Linked DNA regions of Homo sapiens: region 1 is linked to region 2. A link is a contact called in ENCODE Hi-C or POLR2A ChIA-PET data. All regions are on one chromosome and are shown on one strand. Each heading gives the region's core, a stretch centred on a gene start or an enhancer-like site at or near the end of the contact. The rest is flanking DNA. Distances are from core to core; before and after follow the strand shown.

Region 1 (5,474 bases), core at 1,415-3,914, 130 kb before region 2:
TTCTTACTATTATGATTGTGGTTATGTATGAAAAATCTTTGGAGCTGCACACCAAGGTGTTGGGGGTCATTCAGTGTCATGGTACCTGTGACTGCTTTCAAATGGGTTCAATTTTTTTTTTTTTTGAGACAGTGTCTCACTCTGTCACTCTGGCTGTAGTGCAGTGGCGTGATCTCAGTTCACTGCAGCCTTGACCTCCCAGGCTCAGGTGATCCTCCTGCCTCAGCCTCCTGCGTAGCTGGGACCATCATGCGCAGCTAATTTTTGTATTTTTAGTAGAGACAGAGATTTGCCACGTTGCCCAGGCTGGTCTTGAACACCTGGGCTCAAGCAATCTGCCTGTCTCAGCCTCCCAAAGTGCTGGGATTACAGGGATGAGCCACCACCGCACCTGGCCCTAGTTCAAATTTTAAAAAATGACAAAGCAATGAATGAAATAAGGCAAAACATTAATCGTTGAGTCTAGAAGAACGTATGGGTGCTCATTTGCTTATTGTATACTTTTTTCCTTTGTATTTGAACATTTTATTTTTTAAAAAATCAGAGGGAGGCTGGGCACAGTGGCTCACGCCTGTAATCCCAGCATTTGAGAGGCTGAGGCAGGTGGATCATTTGAGGTCAGGAGTTTGAGACCAGCCTGGCCAACATGGTGAAACACCGTCTCTACCAAAAATACAAAAACTAGCTGGGCATGGTGGCATGTGCCTGTAATCCCAGCTACCTGGGAGGCTGAGGAAGGAGAATTGCTTGAGCCCGGGAGGTGGAGATTGCGGTGAGCCGAGATCATGCCACTGCACTTCAGTCTGGGTGACTGGGTGAGGTCCTGTCTCAAAAAAAAAACAATCAGAGGGAAACATGAAAAAGCAATCACCTGCTGGGTATACAACAGAGCTTCTCTGGGTTCAGGAAATGTAGAAAGAAGCCTGAAGTTGGGGGGTAGGCAGCCCAGGTGGGGCCAAAATCTGGAGCCCTCAAGCTTCCCCCTAGAAGGAAATATGCCAGGGGGATTGGCAATGGGGAGGAGCCCCTTTACCTGGCCTCAACCCATGCCAGCAAGGTGCAAATAAGTGGCTTTCTATGCATTTTCTCATTTAATCCTCACCACATCCCATGAGTCAGGTACCATTATTATCCCCATCAGTTGAGGAACCTGAGTCTAGAGTTAAATAACTGCTTAAAGATCCTTCTCCAATCTAAGGGCTGGGCCTGGGCTTCTTGGAGGCCAGGGAAGTCATAGGTTTGTGTCCCCTCAGATCAGCCTGTGGGCAGCCCGACCTAGCTCCTGCCCTGGGGGAAGAGGGGAGGCTTTCAGGAATCAGGACCTCCTCTAGGTAACCAGACCCAGAGGGAATGGGGTTGGAGTTTGAGGCAGGGGCTCTGTACCTGCCCAGACATTGAAGGTCAAGAAAGGAGGTAGGTATGGGGCAAGGAAATTCAGACAAGCTGTGTCGGCCACAGGTACCCAGGGTTGTGACTTTTCAGACCTCGTATTCTGGCACTTCTTCTGCTGTCCCCCTCCTCTCCACACCTGTCACCCTCAAGCTTATACACACAAGCTCACTCTTCCATGCCTTCGCATAGTCTGTTCCCTGAGCCTGGAATGCCCACGGCTCACAAGATGAATTACTATCATTCTTCAAGACCCAGTTCCAAGTCCCTGGCTCTGAGCTCCCTTCCCCACCCTACTTTTTTCTATTAGATTACAATTGATTCCTTGAGGGTCCCCAGGCCTGCATAGGACCTGGCCTAGAAGACAGTGAGAGTTACATTGATGGCAATGCCTCTTTTTCTTGACCCTGTGGTACTCAGCGACCCTCCTCGGCCCCGGGCTTTCTGCTGTCACAGCCTCCACATCCTGAGTGGTCACTCTCTGTGGGTCTTCTCCCCTCACATCTGGGGTCACAATTTCTTCTATGTCCCCAGCGCCTAGCATGGGGTGGCTCAGAGGTCCCACAGAGAGCGAAGGTTTGTGGTTGCATCTCTAGCGGGACTCATGTCACACCGACTGGGCACCAGGTGGCACTGTCAGCCCAAGTAAGGGTTGGGGAGCCCCAGGCCCTAAGCCTCTGGCTCTGGTACAGCTTGGCACACACAGATGGGGCGGAGTTGTCAAAGCCCCAAATTCCAGAGCTGCTTCTCCTCACCCCATCCAGTGCGCTTATGCCTGATTTTAAAGCTTAGGATGTCAGGGATGGATTGAGAGTGGGGAGTCTTCAGTCCCCAAATGCAGACAGGAATAGCAACCTTCACGAGGCCACACAGCTGAACCTAGAGAACCCAGATGAGAGGGGTCCAGGTGGGCAAGCGGCCAGCTAAGCACCAGTCATTTCCTCCAGACTCTGCCACAAAGGACTGTGTAATGGGACAGCCCCTTCCCTTCTCCGAGTCTGCATCCTTCTGCCTCATGTTGGTAGCGAGAGCTGAGAAAATGGCCAGAGTGCCGGGTTCTGGTCCTGATTCTGGTTCTCGTGTGCTGCTGTGGCCTGTGCCTACTTCCCTGAGCCTAAGGGATCCTGACTGTTAAATGGGGGCTGGACCCAAGAGCTCTGAGCTGCCAGGACTCCAGGATCCTCACTGGGTAGGAGAGGCCTGTGTGTGGGGCCAGTCAGCATCTTGGCCAAGGACAGGCTGCTCTGGGAGCTGCCAGACGGGAAACATTTTCCGGGAGCCGGAAGGGCTGGCAGAGCCCAGGGCCAGGCTGAGCAACCACAATGGATCCTTGTGTAGAGGTTTAGCTTGGACACACCCACAGGCCCAGCCCCTGGGCTGGGGTGGACCCTGCTTTCTGATCTGCTTCCAGACCCAGCTCCTGAACAACCCAACCTAGGTCTAGAGGCAGGAGCATAGGATGGGCTCATGGTCCAGCTCCAGAGTGATGCTCACAGGCTTGGTGCCAGTGTCTGAATCTCCAGCATCAGCCTTTCTGGAATACTGTTGCCTAAATAACCTTACACAAAACTCAACACCCAGCTCTCCAACCAGAAAGGAGTTCCAAGAGGGCAGGGAGCAAGTCTTCTCCTCAAGCCAACTCAGGGAGCTCGGGACAGACAGTTGGACCAGCCTGGTTTGCTGAAGATCCCTGGCTAGGTGATCCATCTGGGACACCTGGGCTCTAGTCCTGGCAGAGCCTTAGTTTCCTCTTCTGCTCATGGGAGGGAAGGAAGATTGTAATACTTGTTTAAGGGGACACAGACACTGGGGCGGGGGGGCTTCAAAAATATCTACACAACCATCCCCCACACCACCCTGCCTCAGGAAGGACTCCACCCAAACCAATCCAGGTAGACTTGACTCATCCTCCCCTCTTCCTGCTCCTCCTGTAGTCCTGCCTGAGGCTCTGTGCTGCCTCTGAAGCAGCCCTTGGGAAGCCCTTCCAGACACCATGTGGGCTGCACCAGTTTCCCCTTCTCTGGCTCCATGGGCTTGTATTCATTGCTCCTCAGGGAATGGGGTCCTGCTGGCCTAATGCTCACAGTCATCTCAGAAGCTGCTGCTGGAGTCTGTGATTTCACCCGGCTCCCGGGGGGATGCTGCATCAATCACCTCTGTGAGGTCCAGCAAACTGTCCTAAGCATGGAAGGAGATGATGCACATGAAGGCTCTGCACATAAACTCTACCGCACCATGTAAAGCCACTGTACTAGGATGAAGAGCTAATATTTACAAGATGGAATTTAAAAGAGAAATGCAAGACTTTGCACTTGGATGGAACAAAAAAAAAAAGGTTGAGGTCTTAGATGAAAGGAATGCAGTGGGACGTGGCCAGCACAAAGGTAGATTTGATGTCTGGCTGCATTAGCAGAGGCAGAAAGCCTCTGGACTCATCCAAGCCTGCTCTCACACCCTCATGCCTGTCTCCAGAAGCAGCCCCTTCAGCTCTGAGACTGCCTTTTGCACACTGAGCTAAGACCAGCCTCTCGTGACATCCCCATAGTCTCCCTTGAGGCACAAAGGGAGCTGCCCCATGGCCTTGAGATTGCCCTATTCAACTGAGAGGAGAGTGGCTCTGCTTCTTCTCTGCTCTGGGTCTGACACCACCTGGGCAGGGCCTACAGCTCTGAAGCCATGCCTAAGAAAGGGGAACAAAGGTCCACAGAAGAGCCAGTTGGGAAGTCGTGGATTCCTCCACTGGTGGGGCTGACCAGCAGCCTGGGACACCCCTCATGTTAGGGCTGTGAGAGTCTACAAATTTCTAAATTGATCTGAGAATCTGAGGTTCTGAGGCCTGAAACCACTTGGAGGTGAGAAACTCAGCAAGCCAGGAGCCATGCTTTTTGTCCATCAGCTGTTTATTTTGTGTGGCTTTATTGCTGAGTGTGGATCAATAGACTTAAAAAAGGAAGAAAGAGAGAGAGAGAAAAAAAGAAAGAAAGAAAGAGAGAAAGAGAAAAAAAGAAACTTTCAGTGGGAGGCAGGGCTCCGCTGTCCAAGGTCACTTCGGTTTATTTTTGTCACTGGGACAACTGGGAGATTGGGAGCAAGGGCAGTGCCTGGAATTTACTCCTGGTTTCCTCCTCCCTACCATGTCCTTGCATTGTCAGCCCTGGGTCCTAAACCCAACCCAGCCTGGGTAAGAACAAGAGTGCAGGCTGTAGAAGTGGGCAGACCTGGGCCAAAGTTCCTGCATTGCCATCTACCATCTGTGCGGCCTTCGGCAAACTGCTTCGCACTTCTGAATCTTTTTCTCTGATTTGTTAAACATGAGCAAAAACATCTGCCTCCAAGGCTGCTGTGGGGATTAGAAGGAAGATGTGTCACATCAGGGCCCTGGTGCATAATAGGTGCTCAGTAAATGTGAGCTCCTTTCTCCTTGCTCCTTGCTCTTTCTTTTCTTCCTTTCTTTTTTTTTTTTTTTTTTTTGAGACAGAGCCTCGCTCTGTCACCCAGGCTGGAGTGCAGTGGCTCGATCTCGGCTCACTGAAACCTCCGCCTCCCGGGTTCAAGCATTTCTCCCTCCTCAGTCTCCTGAGTAACTAGGACTGCAGGCGCCTGCCATCATACCTGGCTAATTTTTCTATTTTTGTAAAGACGGTTTTTCACCATGTTGGCCAGGCTGGTCTTGAACTCCTGACCTCAGGTGATCTGCCCACCTCAGCCTCCCAAAGTGCTGGGATTACAGGTGTGAGCCACCATGCCCAACCTTCTCCTTGCTCTTTCCTCTTTTTGGGAGACAGTGATGCAGTGAGAAGTCCTGGACTGGGCGGGGGTCAGGACACCTGGGGCTGCTGGGAAGATTTTGCTCCCTGGCTTTGTGACCTAACGCAAGTCCCTGCCCCTCTCTGATGCTTGTTTCATTAGCTGAGAAATAAGGCAGGGGTACCAGATAGTCTCTCTAGGTGCCCTTCCCTTTCACAAGCCCTACATAGGGTACTGTCTGGCTGGGTTTTACTTACCTGAACATGGTTGGTAAATGATCTGGCCTGGAAGGCAGGACCCCTACCCCTGACACACTGGGTGACCTAAAACATATCCCC
Region 2 (5,265 bases), core at 2,338-4,837:
ACAATTTTAATATGACATAGATTTGCTTTTTGCTATTAGTTTATCTAATCTAGGTTGGATTGACGACAGTACTACTCACAAGAGATAACGTATTTGTATACTACTCCTATATTTTGTTTTAACAACACTCAGTTTAGAGAAACCAGATTTAAAAATATGTTGCTGTGAACTGAAGACATTTAGATTTAAAAGAAATTTTAGCAAGCTCAGGATATTCATGTCTAACTTTTTTCCAAGGTGAAGCAAGTGATTTTTTTCAGAATTCATTTTCTATCTTTCATTAGTAGTCAATTCCAATAATTTATCCTGTGGAATTACAGTTAAATTTAAATTATCTCTCAATGAATAGGTTGTAGATCCACACATTTCTTTTGTATGAATCTTCTTTTGGTGGAAAAAATTTGAAAATGTTTTTATCAAATTTGTAAGGTTAGTGATAATTTTTCAACAAATATACCATACCTGATTATACCTACTTCATTGAAAATTATGGACCAAAAAAAAAAAAAAAAAAAAAGGCTGGGTGCAGTGGCTCACTCCTGTAATCCCAGCACTTTGGGAGGCTGAGGTGGGCAGATCACTTGAGGCCAGGAGTTTGAGACTAGTCTGGCCAACATGGTGAAACCCCATCTTACTAAAAATACAAAAATTAGCTAGGTGTGGTGGCGGGCATCTGTAATCCCAGCTACTTGGGAGGCTGAGGCAGGAGAATCACCTGAACCTAGGAGGCGGTGGTTGCAGTGAGCTGACACCACACCACTGCTCTCCAGTCTGGGCAACAGAGTGAGACTCCATCTCAAAAAGAAAAAAAGAGAAAATTATGGAATATGTCCTAAATATCTGTAGAAACTGATCTTTTCATGCTATTAGCATCTTTTTTTGCCCTTTGATCTTATTGGTCATTGAGAAATACTTGTATCCCTTTCTTACAAGTATGAAGATTATTAAAAATACCGAATATATAAGATGAATAAATCCAATTGTCCAATTCACACCTTTAAAACATTAGGACCAAACTTTTTTATCTTGCAGAAACACTAAGAATTTGTTTCATTGTTTATTTTCGACAGTGTTTCTCCTTGACAACCATGGAACTTCAGTATGTAGTAACAGTAGTGTACAATTAGTTTTCATATCCTCTCTCAGTGAAGAGAGTACTCTCTAATACACTGCATTAGCCTTTAAGTAATTCACAATTACACTATTAATTGTCACTAAACGTACTGTTTAGACAGGTGTCTTTTTTTAAAAAAAAAATTATACCAAGAGTTTCTCAATGATGGAAACAATGCATTGATTTACACTCTGGAGTAAACGGCTTAATCTGGATAACTGCTCCAGAATACTTTCTTGTCATTACAATTGCACCATCAGAATATACCGTTACACAAAATTTAAACTCAAATCATGTTTATTGACTTATAATTTTTCATAGATTTGTACAGTTTAGAAATCGTTATGTTTGGCAGTGAAGCAGAAAAATAATTCTTCCTTCACAGCACCATCATGTTCAGATCACATATATACCAAAGGAAATGCCATACTATCTTTGCATTTATTAAGTTTCAATTAAAAACATGTCACTAAATTTCTTTGTTCTGTGAATTGGTCTTCCATGTCATTAACCAGTTCCTGAATTCATCAGACTATGGTGTCATTGGAAATTGGTTCTTTATTGCAGATTCACTGAATATTTCCAAGCAAACATCTTTGGTGGAATTTTTCCCTGATGTCAGTGTGTGTGGGGTGTGTGTGTGTGTGTGTGTGTGTGTGTGTGTGTGTGTGTGTGTGTGTTTATATACCGTGTTAGCATCCTGAAGGTCTATTATATAAAAAGCCTGAAAACACTAATACTTATTTGAAATAGCAGACATTTGCTTCTGTTGGCTTTGCAATTCACTACTATTTATTTCAAATTTTTTTTGTTGTTTTGAATGTCTATATGGTTTTTGCATAAATACTACTTAGGTTTTGAGGGTTTTATTGTTGCATAGCCAGTACATCTCTGCAGATAACCCATAGTGGTTTTAAACTTTGCTGTCAGTCATACTTTTGTGTAAAATAGTATAAAGTCGTTGGTCTTTATTTCTTTGAAATTACTTTCATTGTTGTTTGGTTTACTACCTCTGCCTCATTCAGAGACATTTTATCTTTTTTTGCCAAGGAAAGCCCATTAAACTTTTTCTGTTTGTAAATTAGGTGTAAAAATACCTATTTACTTCCTTAATTTAGCTAAAAATATTAAATTATAAATTATAGGCTGATTAAAATTTAAATGACACAATGACAGATTATGAAAATATGCTTACATTTTCTCAGATTTAAATTTTTTATTTTTTTATTTTTTAGAGCTAGAGTCTTACTCTGTCACCCAATCTGAAGTGCAATAATGCAATCTTGGCTCACCGTAGCCTCAATCCCCTGGGTTCAACTGATTTTCCCTCCTCAGCATGCAACACCACTGGCAGCACCATGTGTGACACCACGTCCTGCTAATTTTTAAAGTTTGGTAGAGACAGGGTCTCACTTTGTTAGCCCAGACTAGTCTTGAACTCTTGGATTCAAGCGATCCTCCCACCTTGGCCTCCCAAAATGTTGGGATTACAGGCATGAGCCACTGTGCCCAGCAAGATTTTTAAAATATTTCCATTATAGATAACAAACTAACTGATGTCAAATTGCTTAAAACTTTCTAAATGCTTACTCTCAATTTCTGTACTTGCCTGTTATGTATCAGTAACAAACAGTTGGAGGACCTTTGTTCTAATCTAGAGACTAATAGAAGGCCATTGTAGCAAGAAGGGGTGTTCTGAGTCTTATATTATTTTTCTTAGAGTAGATATTCTCGGCCTTTGGTAAAACTTAATTATAGTTTTCATTTGCTGTATTTGAGATTCAGTGAGACGGTTTTTTCCTCATGTTAGTGAATGGAGACATAACGTTCAACCAATATAAAGGGACTTTAAGCAGGCAATTTGCAGATGTTCCCATTATCTCCCCATGTGGATATGGAAAGGCTTGTTTAAGGACAGCAGTCTTAGTTTATGTCTTATTTGTTCACCTGTTACTGAAAAACCATTGTGGGGGCCTGGGTTCCTATGTCTATTTTCTGATTACTCCAATGTTGTCCCACGAAAGGAACTATTTAAGAGCCTTATATATTCAGCAGCTATAGCTCAAATCCATTGTGATAAAGGTGACCCGTCCCATATATGTTTATAGTAATATTCTTTCTATATGGTTTATAAATGTACATATATGTCTGCATATGATATGTCTCTATATCAATCTAAATACGTCTTTTTCACTTATTTCTACATATTGTTGAATTGCTTAATGACTTTTTATGGAAACTTGGAGCTAGAAGTGGTGTGAAGGTCATATGGTCCAGCCCTCTTTTTAATATAGAGGCTGGCAAACTAGGGCTGTCTGGTCTGACACCTGTTTTTGTAAGTAAAGTTTTGTTAGACCACGGACATACCTATTTGTTTACATATTGTCTATGGCTGCTTTCTCACTACAATAGTATATTAGGGTAGTTGCCCTGGAGATCTTATGGCCTGCAGAGCCAAAAATATTTACTCTCTGGCCTTTTACAGAAAAGTTTACTGACTTCTTATATAGAGAGGCCTGGCAACTTCTACCTGAATTCATTCAGTGACAGTATTTCACTCTCTCTCAAAGCATTCAGCTTATAGTTAGTTTCTATTTATCTTGAGCAAAACTTTTTTAAGAAACCTTCCTTGTACACATGATAGACTTTTAGGAATTTGAAAACAATTTTTTTTTTATGGTCCTTTTGTGCTTTTAATAACCATAATATTGATTTCACAAAATTTTATCCTCTCCTTAAAAAGTTGGTAAGAACGTACCCTCTAAAAATGGTAGCCCTTTAAAATATGCCTTACATAGTATAAAAGAATTATCCAACTCTTCAGGTGTCTCTCTTTCCCCCTTTTTCTTTTTTTTTTTTTTTTTATTATACTCTAAGTTTTAGGGTACATGTGCACATTGTGCAGGTTAGTTACATATGTATACATGTGCCATGCTGGTGCGCTGCACCCACTAACGTGTCATCTAGCATTAGGTATATCTCCCAATGCTATCCCTCCCCCCTCCCCCGACCCCACCACAGTCCCCAGAGTGTGATAAAAACAATTTTTATACTTCTTATCTCTTTCTAGTAGTCTACATCCCATTCCCAGTCTTTCCAATCATAAAAATTTGTAGTTTATTTAGTTCACACTTGAACGTCCTATGAAACTGTTTTAAACCTTTTACCTATCTTGTTTCTTGTCATTATTCTTAAGCCATTGATACAGAAATCAGAACCAAATTTAATATTGTTGTGGGTATGAGACAGTTTCTGTCATGTTTTAATTTTTTCCTTAAAGTTTTACTATGTACTTCATATATACTGGGCACTCAACTGTGTTATTATTACTTTAAATATGTGCTAAGTGGCATTATTTTTTAAACAGTGATATCACATTAAAGGTTCTTAATGAGCTCAAACTCAAAAACCACTACGTCTTTTTACATATCTTGCTATTAAATCAGATCTTCACCATCCTACGCTGAACCCATGGCAGGACTTTTTACTCCTTTGAGATTCTATTGTATTAGGTTTATTCCACTGTGTCAGTATGTTGAGAAGTTTTAGCATCTTGATTCTGTTATTTAAATATTTACTGTTCTTCATAGCTCTTTGTCATGTGAGAATTTGATAGCAATGAGTTACTCGATCAACATCTTGCTATGTTTGTGTGGTCGTTATTGAATCCAAGTGAAATTGTTCTGGGAATTTTTCTTAGAGTTTATGGTAGATTGAATTATTGCTCAGCAAATATTCATTCCCCACCCTTTCTCTTGAGGTGAACTATACATACATCCCTGTCTTACTGATTTTAGACTTGGTCATACGGCTTGCTTGGACTAGTAGAATGGAGATGGAATTGACTGTAAAGCCATTTCTAAAATGAGGCTTTAAGAGGCATGGCAAGTTATTTCCAGCTTTTTCGTACTTCCGGCACTTACTGTAAGAAGAACTTGCCCCAGGTAACTACTTCAGATGGGGTCCCAGAATGAAAGATATGTGAAGGATACCTGAACTTGACCCTGCAACCTGAAGCAGAGATGCTCTAGCCAACCTGCAGATTCATGAGCAGAAGTTAGCATTTATTGTTTTAATCCATTTCCACTTTTTGAGTTGTTACAGAGTATTGATTCAGCAATAGCTGGTCCATACACAGCTAACCAAGCCAT

What was found. Hi-C counts contacts between places; a loop is a spot of excess contacts on that map. ChIA-PET counts read pairs that join two places held with the same protein, here RNA polymerase II (POLR2A). Pooled maps may share reads with other maps.
Region 1: a map of B cell shows a loop between it and region 2 (3-fold over the local background). The contact joins two enhancer-like sites. A Hi-C loop is called at or near these places in 2 of 168 maps with a recorded cell type or tissue (B cell and HepG2), 8 of 37 single-sample maps with no recorded cell type and 4 of 50 pooled maps. POLR2A ChIA-PET finds 5 or more read pairs at or near these places in 3 of 52 experiments (CD4-positive, alpha-beta T cell, HepG2 and activated CD4-positive, alpha-beta T cell).

Annotation. Positions count from the first base shown.
Region 1 is chr11:73,174,786-73,180,259 of GRCh38, reverse strand. All of the region lies in intron 1 of IUR1 (imatinib upregulated ABL suppressing lncRNA 1), which reads left to right. Among named protein-coding and RNA genes, the nearest start is that of IUR1, 5.4 kb to the left of the region's middle. RefSeq lists an enhancer at 2,160-2,209. Within about 2 kb of position 2,664, at least 24 of the 41 ENCODE cell types and tissues checked have a DNase peak (open chromatin) inside an H3K27ac peak, as active enhancers do; they include B cell, where a contact is called at or near this core.
Region 2 is chr11:73,048,398-73,053,662 of GRCh38, reverse strand. The region is part of intron 3 of FCHSD2 (FCH and double SH3 domains 2); the gene reads left to right. Among named protein-coding and RNA genes, the nearest start is that of FCHSD2, 91 kb to the left of the region's middle. Within about 2 kb of position 3,587, at least 2 of the 41 ENCODE cell types and tissues checked have a DNase peak (open chromatin) inside an H3K27ac peak, as active enhancers do; they include B cell, where a contact is called at or near this core.